Regions from separate parts of the Homo sapiens genome. Here region 1 is linked to region 2. Evidence: chromatin loops called from intact Hi-C (ENCODE). Cell type or tissue: dorsolateral prefrontal cortex. All regions are shown on one strand.

The links. A loop is a pair of places that touch in the nucleus more often than their neighbours do. Peaks named below come from ENCODE experiments on the same cell type or tissue, not always from the same donor. Only the 100,000 strongest peaks of a DNase experiment are listed, where the experiment ranks them.
Region 1: it touches region 2 in a loop (4-fold over the local background); 3 of 110 quality-filtered maps call a loop at or near these places.

What each region holds. Positions count from the first base shown.
Region 1 is chr12:114,161,574-114,169,573 of GRCh38, forward strand. No RefSeq gene overlaps it. Among named protein-coding and RNA genes, the nearest start is that of LINC02459, 76 kb to the right of the region's middle. RefSeq lists an enhancer at 1,658-2,857. In dorsolateral prefrontal cortex, CTCF peaks have their summits at 4,988 (motif pointing right) and 5,189; a DNase peak (open chromatin) is centred at 4,998; H3K27me3 peaks cover 3,806 bases.
Region 2 is chr12:114,368,422-114,376,421 of GRCh38, forward strand. All of the region lies in intron 7 of TBX5 (T-box transcription factor 5), which reads right to left. Among named protein-coding and RNA genes, the nearest start is that of TBX5, 34 kb to the right of the region's middle. In dorsolateral prefrontal cortex, a CTCF peak has its summit at 3,167; a DNase peak (open chromatin) is centred at 2,990; H3K4me3 peaks cover 794 bases; H3K27ac peaks cover 1,016 bases.

The DNA.
Region 1 (8,000 bases), 210 kb before region 2:
TGTGTTCAAGTTCAGACAATGCCTGGTACCTGCTCTGTGCTGGCCCAGGTAGGATTGAGTGGTCAACAGAAGTCTCCACCCCTTGTGGAACTCAATCTAGTTAGAAACAGTCACATTTACAAGATTGTTAGGGGACTATGATACGTGATACTCTGATTTGTTAAAAGGTGGAGAATTGAGCTATGTAGCTCAGATAGCCTGAGCTTAGTACTAGCTCAGTCTTCACTTCTGGCTGCAAGATACCACACCTTTTGAGATTCAGGGAGGGGAGAGTTTTAGCAGCACATAGTATCTGTTAGTGCCTTTATACTACTAGAAGGTTAGGTGCCAAGTGGGGCTCAGAAGCAGACCTTGATTAGCGTCTCCCCTATCCATTTTGTCAAGGGGCAGGATTTGTGTTCTTCGAACATTCCTGGTAAGGTTTTTAAACCAAGAACAGCATTGATACAAGTCCCTTAAGGTCAAAGCCCACACCCCATGCAACTGTAAGTCAGCCTCAAGTTGAGAATGTTTGCTCTGAGGCAACTAGCTTTGCATGGAAGACTCCCTGCCCGTCTCCATCTCAAGAGTCCTTTGAGTCCCATTTCCAAGCATGAGATTCAGGAACACCTGCACAACACAAAAGCCTGTTTGCTGGTCTCCATTTCCCTACAGGAAGGGGGTAGTGAGAAGTTGTTCCATTTAGAACACTGAGGCCCTGGCTAAGACTCCTTGTTCCAGGGATGGACAGAGAAACATGAAATGCCTGCTCCACAATGCTATGTTGAACAACCAGAGGAAGTTATAGGATCTCACAGGTAAGAACTATCACACATAAAGGAACTTGCTGTGCCTTGTTCATAAGAGTTTATGCATTCACAGTGGGGGATGAATTATCCTTTTTGGAAAGCAGTTTGGCCAACAGCTAGTAAGACTTAGTTATATCTAAACACTCTTGAAATCCAGCAGCCCCAGTTCTGGAAATCTATGCCATAGTAATGGGAGCACCAGCTTGAAGACCTACAGGCAACAGTGCTTATTCAGCAGTGGGTTTAGGGGCCAAAAACCAAGGGAATAAACAGCTTTTGGTCTGGGGGTAGGTGTGTTATAGGCCATTACAAGCCATTGAAATGACTAAGCTAGTCTGTTGACTTGTTTCAGACTATTAGAACTGGACTGAGAAATCCACTTAAATATGAAGTCAGTTTAGAAGGGAGAAAGGTGTGACATGTTCAATCAAAAGAAACCTGGAGCTGACTAGAGCAGAGAAAGTTGTCATGAATGATAGTGAGCATTACATGCAAGGACAGTCCAAGAAGTTGTCTTTGTACCTAAGAGCATCAAGATGAAATGTGAACTGATAAGACAAATCCACTCCTGTAGTTGAGGATGTCAACACCATCAGTAATGGGCAGAACCAGAAGGCATGGACATAACTGATCAGTCAACTGGGCTTTGTGACCACTTATACAATAGTTTGTTCCTGTTGAAATAAAGATGTTCACTCCACTGAACAGTCACCAAGACCGACCATGTTTTGGAAATAGGAAAGCCAAGCCCAGAGAAAGCAGATCCCTGTCACTTGCACTTTTAAGAAAAACTGAAGTTTTGTCCACCTTCCCTATACATACCTCCAAAGAGGGTAGCCTGAGACTGTCCATGTAAAGCACCTCTTAAGTGTTCATTTTGGGTTCACGATTTGTGAAGATCTATTTCGGGGTGAGAGGTGAGGATCCGTGCATTCATCTGGGCCCACCCATGACCTGAGACAGGGGCAGGCAGGCATTTCTAGCTACAAGACTGAAGCCTTGCTCCTGAGTCATACTTTAGATGCTGGGGACAGTCATCCTGAGATTGTCTCTTCCTGGACCATACATTACTACTATTTTTTTTTTTTTTTTTTTTTTTTTTTTAAAGGTACTAGGATAAGCATCTCCCTGCCTACCCATCGTCCCTGGGCACAAACTGCCCAGACCCCTGTTCCCAGTTAGGCCATGTTGTCATGCCTCACAATCACTATTCAGGACCAGCTGATTGGGCTGAGGTGACCACCTGACCCTGGAGCAGGTAGCTTACTGGCTGACTGCTGAGGACCTGGAAGAGGAGGAGCTGGGTCAAGCTGGAGGTGTATTTAAGGACAAAACCACACAGCAAGGAGGACAGAAGTGGAAAGCTTCTTTTGCTATAGAACAGAGGTCAGAAGAGACTTGACCAGAGCCTGGAAGCCTCCAAGAAGCCAGGCCTTCAAAGCTGCTTCAGTTCGATTCAATTCCACCAGGACCTTTAAGACAATTCCTTCTACCTGGGTCCCTTGAGGAAGCACATAAACAGGAAGTACACAGTAGGAGGATTCTGTAGACCGGTACCCATGACTCACTTCCCTCAGCTACACAGCAGGCTCCCAGGAGTGTGGAGTACATAGCTGCCTTCCATCCTGGTCAACAGGGTGATGAGTCCATCCTGACTCATACTGTGGAGGACAAGCACATGAAGCACATAACTAAGCAGTCAAGCTAGGTTTTACGGTGACTCGAGTCTATATGGCCATTCAGGAGATGCCACTTGTGTTCAGTTTCCTTTCTGGCTGTGGCTTATAGAAAAGCATCCTATTTTTCCCCAATATCACCCCACCTACCACCACCTTAGTGCCCAGCTATAACTTGAGCATATAGCAATGAGTATCTGCCTCTATGTACCATGAACATCTTCATCCCACTTCAGGAAAGATGGAATAACCTTATGACAGACCCCATCACACAGGTTTTTTCCACATGTGTGCACGATATAGGACGTTCCACTTTGTTTCCATGATGTATGCTGTTATATAGCATATTCTTTGCTTCCGAGTTATGACCCAGTACTCACGCAGTAGTACTTGCTTCTTGCTCCCACTAACACACGAGTCGTTCTCCCCTGTGTGGCACCAGGGGCTAAGTCAAACATTAGCCCAATAAATATTGTTGGGGCCAGATGAAGTCATTGCCCTGAAGTTCATGGACCTGTGTCTAGAAACAGGTTCAGAAAACCCCAGGCCAACCATGTGTATCCCACAAACTAGAAAACCAGCAGGCTAGACTCCTTCAACTGAAGGCTAGAAGTCCTCCAGGATGATTAGGCTTCATGTTCTTCCCATTGTGATGGCCCTTCAGGGAGTTGCCAGATACTAGAGGTACTTCACTTTCTGAGTCCAGTTACTCACTACCCTCAGTTCTCAGTTGTAGGTTGAAGGTTTCCTCTACCCTCTGAAGAATATGTAGAGTAAGTGCCCCAAGGGTGGAAGCATGCACCCCAGGAGTTGACGGTGGATTTTTTTTTGTGGGTGGGATAGGCATGGTCAAGTTGTTTTACTGAAGATCATAACTTCAGGCAGGGTCAGACATTAAGTTCAAGACATTGTTGTCCAAGACATTCTTATATGCCCACTTCATTTTTCCTTCATAAGGGCTATCACTACCTGACATCGTGTGTTCATCCAGAACATTTCATGCAAGCAGGGACACTCCCACACTGCATCCTCAGCACAAAGAATCTCTGTAGCATGGCAGGCATTCAGCGATCTGTTGGAAGGATTACTCTACTACATTCCTAGGCTAAGAAATTTGTTTTCATATCCTGTTTTAAGATGTCTTGGACTAGCAGCCTCACATCTTGAGGGCTTAAAAGTTAGGCTTCAGTAGATTTGAAGCCATCCCCCTGATTCCATAGTTCCTCACCTCAGGCTCTGTAGTCCCAAGTTGAGATGTGAGCTTGGATTTAAATACAGTATGTGGAAGGAGGCCATCGAGCAAGCAGTACCCAGAGGGCTGGGGGCTTGGTCATCATTGCCTTTGGCAGCAGTTTGTCATTGCTGGATCACTGGAGGGCTAGCACGAGCCTGGGATGGGCTTTGATGTTCTGGTTTCAGGAGCATCTGTGCAGTCACCCACAGGTCACCTGTTAGCCGGAGGAGTTCAGTATCCCTGAAGGGCTGAAAGATGAAAGCTGGGAGAGTTACAAGGATGAAGACAGAGACCCCCTGGAAAGAGTTAAAGGTTACTCAGCCTTAGGGGAAGATTTGCCCCGTTCGAGACCCTGACAGCCGCCAATTGCTACACTACACCATCCCCGAAACCCCTAAGGTAGGCAGTTATTCATTGCTTTTGTGAAAGGTTAAGAGACTCACACAAACACAGCTGTTGGCAACAAAACCCAGACTAAAACATCCCTGAAGGCGAGACAAGGTTTCCTCACAAAACCTCACATTGAAAGACTAGGAAGACACTGGTCTCACATTTAGAAGTTGTGCAGCTTCGCTCCAAAAACTGATGCATGAGCCCAAGACAATCTCATCTTGGAGGTCTTTGACTTTGCCATCTCCAACCTCATAACCACATTGAGCTTAGGTAAGGATAGGGACTTCCAGAGCCTGGCCTCTTTACTCTCACCCAAGGGAGGTTCAGGGAAAGACAAGTTACCAGGCTGAGCCAGCTATTGTTTCAGAGCATAGAGCACTACTGTTCCAGCAGTGTAGAATGTTGAAAACAGACTTGTTACAACCCATCCTCTTGACTCCCTAGGGAATACCAAGTGTTTGCTATATTGCAATCAACTGCTAGTAGCTGCCAGGAATATGGAGAACTCCAGATCCATGTAGAAGCTCACTATAAGCCAAGTTCCGTGATGGATTAGCAATGTCTACCACTGGTGCAGGGAGGAATGGTGGCAGGACTTGCCATGCAGTGAGCAATTCTCACTCCATTTTCAATAGGAAAGGGAGGGCTCAGGACTGTCAGGATTGGTTTCCTTGCCCTTGATGTGGCACTGCCCTGGTCCCTACAATTCTACAAGAACATAAAGGGGGGGGGAAAAGAGTAGGTAATCCTAGCAAACATTTGGAGACAACAGCCCAGGAGCTACTTCCCTCTCGAGGGTAGAAGGTAGTGAGGTCTCAGTGTACCACTATAAAGGACACTCGAGTTCTTGGGTGGTGAGTACAAAGCTGGCACAAGGACTCCTTCTGACCTAGAGGGGGCAGCACTCACCCATCATAGGGATTTTTCCATGCGAAGTTAAGATCTCAGGAGGAATCCTTTTGCGCCTTCTTACAAGGGGCATTCGAGAGTTCTTCTCCCACCACAGCCAGGAAGTCGTGTCAGGAGAGGTCTAGTTCATTATCGCCTATAAGTATAAGTTGTGAGTGATGACAGCATTAGTAGCAGAGCTAGTTTAAGTGAGACTTAGGTATGCTTTGGACATTATACAAGCTGGAAGGATGCAGCTTTTAGTCTTAGGCAGCCTTCTTAATTTGGGATATGTAGAGTTCATGTCTTAAAAGCTGCGTCTATGCAGAGAAATTATCTGGTAGAACATACTTAAGTCCCTGAAGATGAGACTCAGCCCCAGAGCTCCAGAATCTCATGTTCCAGCTACAGGTGCTGGGGTCAGTGAGAGCCAACATCTCTGTCCTCAGGGAGGCTAGCAGGGGATGCCATAAGTGGTAGAGCAGCATCCGCACAGGTGTGGCCCAAGGCATACCCTATGTGGGTATGCCTCATATAACCCTTCGAGTGGGCAGACCTTGTGCATGAGATCATGCATATGATTGTTCTGTTATAGGACAAGATTGTCCTGGGTGGGCCTGACACAGTCACACAAGCCCTTTAAAGGGAAGTCAGACTCAAAGCCTAGAAGGATTCGACACAGTTGCTGGCTTGAAAGTGGAGCTACATAGCAAAGGATGCGGGAAGCCCTTCGGAGGAAAGCAGCCCGCAGTTGACAGCCACAAAGATACTGCAGTCCTACACTCTAAGAACTCAAGTTATACCAACAAGAATGAGCTTGGAAGCTGACACATCCCCTAGAGCCTTCAGATGAGAATGTAGCCCAGCTAACACCTTGATTTCAGCCTTGGGATACCAGAACAGTCTCAGTCACTGCCTGGATGACTGGCCTACAGAGCTGAGCTGCTGTTTTATGCTGCTAAGTTTGTGTTATGCAGCAATAGAAAACAGGCTATTTGTATTAGTTATGTCTGTTATGTCTGTGCTTTGTCATAGCTTAAGCACTGCAGGGAGACTGAGCTTGGTTGTGGGGATTTTTGGCAGCCTTTCAGGTAATACCTTTGAGATGGTGCAATTTTGTCTACTATTCTGTTGCAGATAAAGGCAGAGGCTTGAAATGATTCTTAGTGAGTCTTACTAGACCAGGAACAAATTGGGTTGATTCATCTAGCTGAGGCTGGAAGTTGTCAGTATAGTTTTAGAAGGCCCTCGGGCATTAGGATGTGTTACCATCATTGAGGTCTGTACCATTTGGACTGTAGAGAGGACTTCTTGGGATAAGATACTTCTAAGCTGGCATCTCCCCTGTGAGTGAAGCTCACCCCCCAGAGGCCAACGCCTAAGGCATGAATTTGAATCTCAGTCTACATTTAGGACTAGTTCCCTTAGGAGGGATGTCAATCAAGAAGAACACCCAATATTGTGGGATCTACATTTGAGCATCCACTGTGGGCCAGGAGCCTGAAGTTAGTTCACTATTAAGGTTATTAGAGATAGAGAAAGATACTTGGAGACAAGAGCTTGTCTGGTACACGCAGCTCTTTGTTGTGTCTTGGATTTAATAGGAATCAAGAGCCCTTTTGTGAGGGTGGAGCAAGACAAATAGACTTTGAAAGTCCAGAACTGGGGCAAGCTGCCTTTGAGAACAGCAGCAGCTAACATCTGACTCACAGCAGACTAAGCCAGCCAAGACCTCTTGACTAAAAGCTTAGAATTTTAGCATTGTCTTCAGCCTAGACTAACCCTAGCTAAGTTTGCTAAGGACTGGATTTGGACTGAGAAGTTTGACTCCTACAGATGCATGTGAGCTTAAGGAGTCTATGCTCTGCCAAGAGCATACTTCCGTTTTACAGTGGTGTTGCTGACAGGCATACTCTTGCTTCACCCGAGGGTCAACCCCGAGTTTCTCCCCTCCATTCTAGGTTATATTCCAGGATGTTGTGCTTGGCCACCTTGCTTTCATCAGTGGCCTGTCAGCACAGCAGGAACCCAGAGGGCCTACCTTCAATATTCAGCCTACCTGGAGAGACAGAACCACACCACACGATCTTGAGGCTTATTCCATGGTGGTTATTGAAGGGATGTCTTCTCATCCGGTGTTCTGAACACTTTTTCAAGACCACAGCTTCTGACCCTTGCCCTCTTCTACAGCTCACTTGAGCTCTAGGACAGCTGTCTCTCCTTGCACAGGCTCTGTACTACCTGCCCCGCAGGTCTATGCACAGGGTATTCCCTCTGCTTAGAGGGCTTTCCAACCCACTTGGCTTCCTGGGATATGAGAGTGCAGTGAGCCCTCAGCTAAGGGAGGTCAGGGGATTGTGGGAGTCCATAGGAGACTACCTATAAAAGGTTTCCCAGGGAGGGTAATCCACTGCCTTTTGAAAGGCTTATATAGTCTGACTTCTCTACTTACCCCCTAACAATTAGGTCAGGCTCCTGGGCCTGGAACTGAGCACATACCCTGTGCCGGTTACGTTCTGAAAGGATAAGAGAAAGCAGGCATTTTAAGAAAGGCTTGCAGTGAGGAGATGTTGTATATCAAGGCTCAGATGAAGGGGCCAGGAGGTGAAGCCCTAGAAGAAAGCTGGAGTGGATTTTGTCCTGTGGGCTGCTTCTCCCGAAACCCAGGTGCACATGGCTTTTGTATCTTCTCTACTGGACAGTCACTTCAATTTCTAGAAGACACTTCATTGTGTGGACAGCCACCCCATCCTTCCTTGTTCTCAATCAATGCCATGCCAGAACTCAGCCTTAAGAGCATGCATTATTTATCTCTAATGGGAATAGTTATTCACAGCATTAATCAATTAATGTAGATATTTCATCAGGGCTCTGAGTAGCAGGGAAAGGGAGGACCTGAAGATTCGGGGCAATCATTGCTAATTCAAGAGCTAGGGCTGACCACGCTAGCTCAAAACTTTGAGCAAGAAATTTCCCCTAGACAGGCCTCAGTTTCCCCTATTTGTATAAAGAAGGGTATGT
Region 2 (8,000 bases):
CACGTAACGCATTTTGAAGGATCTTGAATTCGTCCATTTCATCCTTTCTATGACTCTATGTGATAGGTATTATCTTTGATCCCATTTTACAGATGAGGAAGTTGAGGCCCAGGGAGATGAAGCAACTTGTTCAAGATCACAGAGTTAGAAAGAGACACAACTAGAATTCTAATCCAATCATTTCCTCATAACTTTTGCATTGTATCCTAATGATGTCTTTCAATTTTTAGAACACAATATGCTTTTAGGGGAGCAGGGTTTTGGGGTACAAGACTCTTTCTACTTCTACCCCCTCAAGTGTGTGAACATCTCCACCCTATGTCCCTGCCTTTGTTTGTCATGTGAAAGCACACCAGAGTGGCCAGGCAGGAACACAGAGCATCTGCCAAGTTTCCATGAGTCTACAGACACCCTCAGGACACCCAGGGGTCTCCTAGCCCAGCTTCCCTGTGCCATCTCAGAACCAAAGCTGGAGCCATCCGAGCAGCCGCACCAGTCAGAATCTCCCCCTGGGGCCAGGAGGCTGAAGGGAATGGAATTAGCTTTACAGCTCTTGCTTTGTGGTTCAAGCTACGTAATGGAAAAAAAAAAGAAAAAAAGAAAAAGAAGAAAAATTATAATAACAATAAAACATTATAAAAGTTGTCAAAACTTGCCGACAATTCTATTTAGATCTATTTAGTTCCAATATTTTGCTGTCAGAGCTCCAAGAGGAAGGGGGAAATCTCTTTTGGTTTTATATTTTTAATAGGAACAGTTTTTCTTTTTAATTAAAGAAAATAACCTCCAAAAAATGTTGGCTGAGAGAGTTTACAAGAGAATGTATCAATGGACTCCGTGGAATTCTCCGTTCCAGTACAGCCAAATTGCAAAATTGCTCTCTGGAAAGGCCAAGTCCTGCTTTTGATTACTAACACAGAAGTGGGAAAAGCAATATCATCCCAATAACCACTTGTCCCTCACAGCTTGTTTCCCTCTAAAGAGCCTGAAACATCATCCCCAACACCGATCGTGAACATCTCTGTTAATGCCTGAAATACGATGTCCCCAAACCCCTCTGACAAGTGTCAAAATATGGGCATGGAATGGGGAAGTGACTTCTCAATCATTATAGAATTACACATGCAAAGGAAAGAAAATGTTAGAATCAAACAACAGCGGGGCAATTTTCACAGAGCTCATCCATGGATCAAAGGAACGGTCAACCAAAGAGACGTGGTTAGTATGACAGAAATCTCTAAAGTCCTCCAGATGAGAAGATAAAACTATTTTCTTCTACAGCTTAAGAACATCCATGAAGAAGCAAGGACACAAGAGAATTAAAGTGAAAGTTGAAAAGCCCTTCTGTCTCTAGAAATACAGGCAGCAAAAGGAGCCTGCTCTTTTTTTAATCATCATCATCATCATTCTCATCTACATTGTTCTTCAATGCCTCCTAATGTTCCAGCCACCGTACTGCTTGACTTATATGCTTATCCTGATTTGATCCTGGCAAGAACCTCATTTCACAGGTACAGTTACATTTACATTAGAGATAAGAAAATGCAGATGGGCCAGGCACGGTGGCTCACACCTGTAATTCCAGCACTTTGGGAGGCTGAGGCAGGCAGATCACTTGAGATCAGGAGTTCAAGACCAGTCTGGTCAACATGACGAAACCTTGTCTCTACTAAAAATACAAAAATTAGCTGGGCATGTACTTGGGAGGCTGAGGTAGGACAATCACTTGAACCTGGGAGGTGGAGGTTGCAATGAGCCAAGATAGCACCATTGCACTCCAGCCTGGATGACAAGAGTGAAACTCTGTCTCAGAAAAGAAAAGAAAAGAAAAGAAAAGAAAAGAAAAGAAAAGAAAAGAAAAGAAAAGAAAGAAAAGAAAAGAAAAGAAAAGAAAGAAAAGAAAAGAAAAGAGAAAAGAAAAAAGAAAAGAAAGAAAAGAAAAGGCAGGTACAGAGAGGTCAAGTGACTTGTCCCAGACCACACAGCTAAGAGGCAAAGCTGAGTCTCACCCAGGGTCAATCCTATTCCAAAACTCACGCCACCTAATACTTTAAAAAAAGCACACACACAGAAATGTATTTTCTCATAGTTCTGGAGATGTGGGTGCTAGCATGGTCAGTTTCGGGTGATGCCTGTCTTCCTCGCTTCTGATGGCCGCCTTCCCTCAGTGTCCTCACATGCCAGGCAGGGAGGGTTAGAGTGGGGGATGATCTCTCCCTCTCTCTCTCTCTCTCTCTCTCTCTATCTATCTATCTTCCTCTTTTTTATATGGCCACCATCCTGTGAGATTAAAGCCCCACACTTATGACCTCATTTAACCTTTTTTTTTCCTATCAGTTATCATGTTTATTTTTTTCACATGACATTTTAAAAATTTTTTTGTTTTGGGGGAATAGGTAGTGTTTGGTTACGTGGATTAGTTCTTTAGTGGTGACTTCTGAGATTTTCATGAACCCATCACCCGAGCAGTGTACACTGTACCCAATATATAGCCTTCTATCCCTCATACCCCTCCCGCCCTTCCTTCCAAGTCCCTATATCAAGGGGAATGGTGGAACGGGGATGAGTGATAAAAGTCCCCATAAGCCCATTATATCAGCCACCTAACTAATGCTTAATAATAAGCAATTGTTACCTCCATACCAACTACTTGGCAAATCCCACTTTATAAAGCATGCTGGTAATGAGAGAATTGGATATTGGCTCCACCCGGGCAATATCAAGATCTACTGATCTATCCTACTCTTTGCAGAAACTTTAGTTTGCAACAGTCAAATCTCACTGCTCTCTGCTGTATCAAGCAGCTACACCTGCATCCCATGGACAAGCTCTGACAAGAGTCTGGGACCCCCGACCCCAACACGAGCTGGGGGTCCTGAGTACCTCAGCTGGCCTTGGGTATCAGCGCCCACAGACCAGCTTCTCCCCAGCTCTGCCCTTCTCTCATGTTCTGTTCCACGTGAGCGAGTGCAATGAATGACGCCATTGTCGCTGGGTCTGGGTTGTAAAACGTTACAAGGGAATATTGAAATCCACGGCCAAACTGCATCCTCAGCCTCCCTCCAGCTAATGAACACCCGGGAGAACGTTTTCCACTACAGCCGACTGAATTGGCCTTTTCATGGGAGCAGGTGGCAGGGGGCGCTGGCATGTTCAGATTTTTGTGTTTTTTTTTTTTTTTTTTTCCTGGTGATCCTTACCCAATTTCTGGCAGCCTTTTTCAAACAACTAAAGCAGTGCACTGGGGCAAGGCGAGGGACTGTGAAATCCCTCTTCTCTTGGAGCAAATTCCTCTTCTCGATAGCATTTTAATCTGTGATTAAAATTAAAAAGGGGGCCACATCACCCCTTGAGAGCTTTCTTGATTTCTTAACATTCTAATTCTAATACACTTGAGGAAGTTGTTCTGATCTAACATGCACGGACACGGCAGGGACTGCAGAGGGCACACCCAAGGCTGGATTTCGCCTAGTGCAAATAGTAAATAATCACTGGCTTCTTCAAGTCTGCAAAGTGCTTACTCAGTTTACACTACACCAGCAGGAGAAGGGCGCTGGGTACCATGTTGCTGATGAGAATAAGGGGACACAATGTTCTCACTTATAAGTGGAGCTAAAGAATGTGTACAACCTGGGCGTGGACATAGAGCATGGAATAACAGACATTGGAGGCTCCGACGGGTGGGAGGTGGGTGAGGGATGAGAAATTACTTAATGGATACAATGTACACTATTAAAGTGATACTTACACTAAAAGCCCGACTTCACCACTATGCAATAGATCCAGGTATAAAAGCTACCCTTGTACTCTCTAAATTTATACAAATTTCAAAAAAGAATGGGGGTGAGGGCACAAAGAGGTTATAAAACTTTCCCATTGTCGGTTTTTTTCTTTTGTTTTTAAGACAAACTCTCACTCTGTTGTCCAGGCTGGAGTGAGGTGGCATGAACATAGCTCACGGTGACTTCAGGCTCCTGGGCTCAAGGGGTCCTCCTGCTTCAGCCTCCCAGGTAGCTGGAACTGTAGGCATGTGCCACCACACCCAGCCAATAGTTGTATTTTTTTTTTTTTTAGAGATGGGGTCTTGCTATATTGCCCAGGTTGGTTTTGATCTGGCCTCAAGTGATCCTCCCCTCTGCCTCCCAAAGCACTGGGATAATAGACATGAGCCACCTTATAAGGCCTAAATTTCCCATTGTTGACTCAACCAGGGCTATATGATTTGAGGGGTGCCAAGAAACTCAAAGGCACTTCTCTCCCTGGCCTTAAGTACCCACCACTTGTAAAAATTTTGGTTTGGGGCCTTGGGTCCCACTTGTTAAATCTGTAGATAATATAGTATCAGAGTGGTAGCATCAAGCTCAGGCTCCGATGTCAGGCCAGGTGAATGTGCCTTCCTTCAGTATCCAGGCACGAACTAGACCACTCCATTGCTGGCTAGTTTCTTCCTTTACCCAAGCCTCAGTCTTCTGTCTATAAAATGGGGATAATAAAATAGCCACCTCTTTGGGGTTATAAAATGAAATGATGCATGGAAAGGCTTAGCGAATATATATACATACACACACACACACACACACACACACACACACACACACACACTGGGGACACATTGCTCAATAAACACTATTTTGTAAATATACATTATTATATTTTGGAGCAGAGGTTCTTACCCAGCAAGGGCTTCAAATGGGTATGAATACCCAAAAATGTCAAATATTTAGAGCTGATCACTTTTTCTAGGAAGAGGTTCACATTTGCATTGGCTACTCAAAAAGGGTCTGTGATTCAAAAAACGGTTTTGACTCAAACTATAGAGATGGTTCGGAAATCATGGAGAAAAGTCCTGGGCAATTCATGACATTACCCTTTGTCTCAGTTTCCCTGTTTGCATAACGGAGAACAAGAGGCCTATCTCACAGGGCAGGTGTGGATTCTGCGGGTAAAAGCTAGATGTAAAACTACAGACAACAAAGGACAATTCAAGCTAAACTTTGTAAAACTACAGACATAAAAGGACAATTCAAGCTAAAGTTTGTTTGTTTGTGTTTGTTTTTGAGACAGTCTCGCTCTGTCGCCCAGGCTGGAGTGCAATGGTGCAATCTCAGCTCACTGCAACCTCTGCCTCTCAGGTTCAAGCGATTCTCCTGCCTCAGCCTCCCAAGTAGCTGGGACTGCAAGCACCCACCATCATGCCCAGCTAATTTTTGTATTTTTAGAAGAGGCGGGGTTTCACCATGTTGGCCAGGCTGGTCTCAAACTCCTGACCTTGTGATCCGCCCACCTCGGCCTCCCAAAGTGCTAGGATTATAGGCATGAGCCACCGCACCCAGCCTCAAGCTAAACTTTTAATGAATTTATGGTAATAATTCATCAAATAGTCTAGTACTGAACTGAACAGCCAATATTTTAGTCCAGTCTTGTAAATTAACCATTTAAACCAGCTTAACTATGACTTAGGTTTAGTCTTTTCTTTTACATGATTTTGGAACAGGGGTAGGGTGGTGAGAAGGAGTCCTCCAAGGCCTCAATCCTTCTGGAAGCTGGAATGCTACAGCTTTCTCAAACTGCTTTCTGTACCAAAGGGATTGCCTTGGGGCATCCTTTGTTCTGGGGAAAATCATGTGGAGGCCACTGATGATCCAGAAGTAAGCCAAGGACTTCCTGGTGACCTTCGCTTCTGAGGATGACCTTGGCAAAGTCACCCAAAGCAACTATTTCTGAAGGAATGATAAATGTTTTCTGTGCTAATATAAAAGTCTGCCTCCTTCCCTGTTCAGAACAACTACAAGGTAGCAGGTCTCTTGGAAAATAAAATTTTAATGTGAGGATGTTAATTAGTGGAGTTGGGTGATTGGGGGACACGGCTTAGGGTGGGGATGGACAAAGACGAGGAACTTCCTCTAGGGGAGTTGGTTTCAAGCTTGGCTGCATACCATAATCACCTGGGAAATTAAAAATAGATATGTTGACACCCAAACTCACCCCCAGGGAATTTGATGTTATAGTTCTGGGGAACAGCATGGACACTGGGAGTTTTTAAAAGCTTCCCAGGAGAAAGAAGTCTTCCACAAAGAGTATACACTGGATGATCCTATTTATATGAAATTCTATAACAGACAAAACTAACCTATAGTGAAAAAAGTCAGGACATTGATTGCCTCTGGTGAAGAGAAGGAGGCAGGGAGTGACAAGGGGGCAGGAAATGAGAGAATTTTCTGGGGTGATGGGAATGTTCTATATTTGGATAGGGGCTTGGGTTTCACAGGTATGTGCATGTGCCAAACAGTGAGAGGTGTACTTAACATTTGTACATTTCACCCTATATAAATTCAACCTAAAATACAGGAGTGTGAACAAAAATTGAGTCCTAGTTAATGATGTGCACACTGTAGTGTTTGGGGTAAAATGTACTCATGTCTGCAATTTAATTTGAAATGCATCAATAAAAAGAAGGAGGGAGGGAGAGAGGGACGGAAGGATGGCTAGATGAATGGATGGATAGGTGAGTGGATGGAGGGATATGTGGTAGAGCAAATATATAGCAAAATTTTAATTGTAGACTCTAAGCAGTGAGTACATGGGCACTCATCGTACAATTCTTCCATGTTTCTCACACGCCTTCGATTTTTCATAATAGAACACTGAGGGGAGGACTACAGGTAATTCTAATGTTCAGTGTGAGTTGAGTACTAAGTAGAGAAAAGGGTTGCCTTTTGTGTAAAATGGCCCATACATGGGCTTTGTTTGCAGAAATACAATCACGTGTTCATCTGCATTCTCTAGTGCTCACTCATTCTCTAGAACCAAGGGATTACCCAAGTGTGACCAGGGGACACCTCCATCAGAGCCACTGGAGAAAACTGTTGAAGGGCAGTTTCTGACCCATCCCTGAAGCCACTGACTCAAACCTCTGAGAGTGAGACCTAGAAATCTTTTTTAACAAGCCCCCCAGGTAATTGTGATGTCTACCAAAAGTTTGAGAAACACTGCTCAATTGTGGATGAACTCAACTCAATAGTGGTGAAAAAAATCCCATTAAAAAATGGGCAAAAGACCTGAATAGACATTTCTCAAAAGAAGACATACAAATAGATAAGAGGTATAATAAAAATGTACAACTTCATTACTCATTGAGGAAATACAAATCAAAGCCACATGAGATATATCACCTTACACCTGTTAGGATGGCTATTCTCAAAAAGACAAAAGATAACAAATGTTGGCAAGGATGTGGAGAAAAAGGAATCCTTGCACACTGCTGGTGGGAATGCAAGTTGGTGCGGCCACCATGGAACACAGTATGGAGGTTCCCAAAAAAATTAAAAATAGAACTATCAGCCAGGTGCAGTGGCCCACGTTCTGTCATCCCAGCACTTTGGGAGGCCAAGGCAGGAGGATCACTTGAGCTCAGGAGTTCAAGACTAGCCTGAGCAACATAGCAAGGTCTTGTCTCTACTGAAATTGAAAAACATTAACAAGGCATGGTGGCACGTGCCTGTAGTCCCAGCTACTTGGATGGCTGAGGTGGGAGGATTGCTTGAACCCAGGAAGTGGAAGCTGTAATGAGCCCTGATCATGACACTGCACTCCAGCCTGGGCAACAGAGTAAGACCTTATCTCAAAACAAAACAATATATAAATAACAGAAAAATAGAACTCTCATATGACCCAGGGATATATGTATATCCCTCTTCTAGATATACACCCAAAGGAAATGAAATCAGTATCTTAAAGAGATATCTACACTCCCATGATCATTGCAGCACGATTCAAAAGAGCCAACATATGGAATCAGCCTGAGTATCCATGAGTGGATGAATGGATAAAGAAAATGTGGTGTGTATATATATACACACACACACACACACTAGAATACTATTCAGCCTTAAAAATAAAGAAGGAAATCCTCTCGTTTGAGACAACATGAATGAACCTGGAGGACATTGTTAAGTGAAACAAGCCGGACACAGAAAGATCAACATGACATGACTCACTTA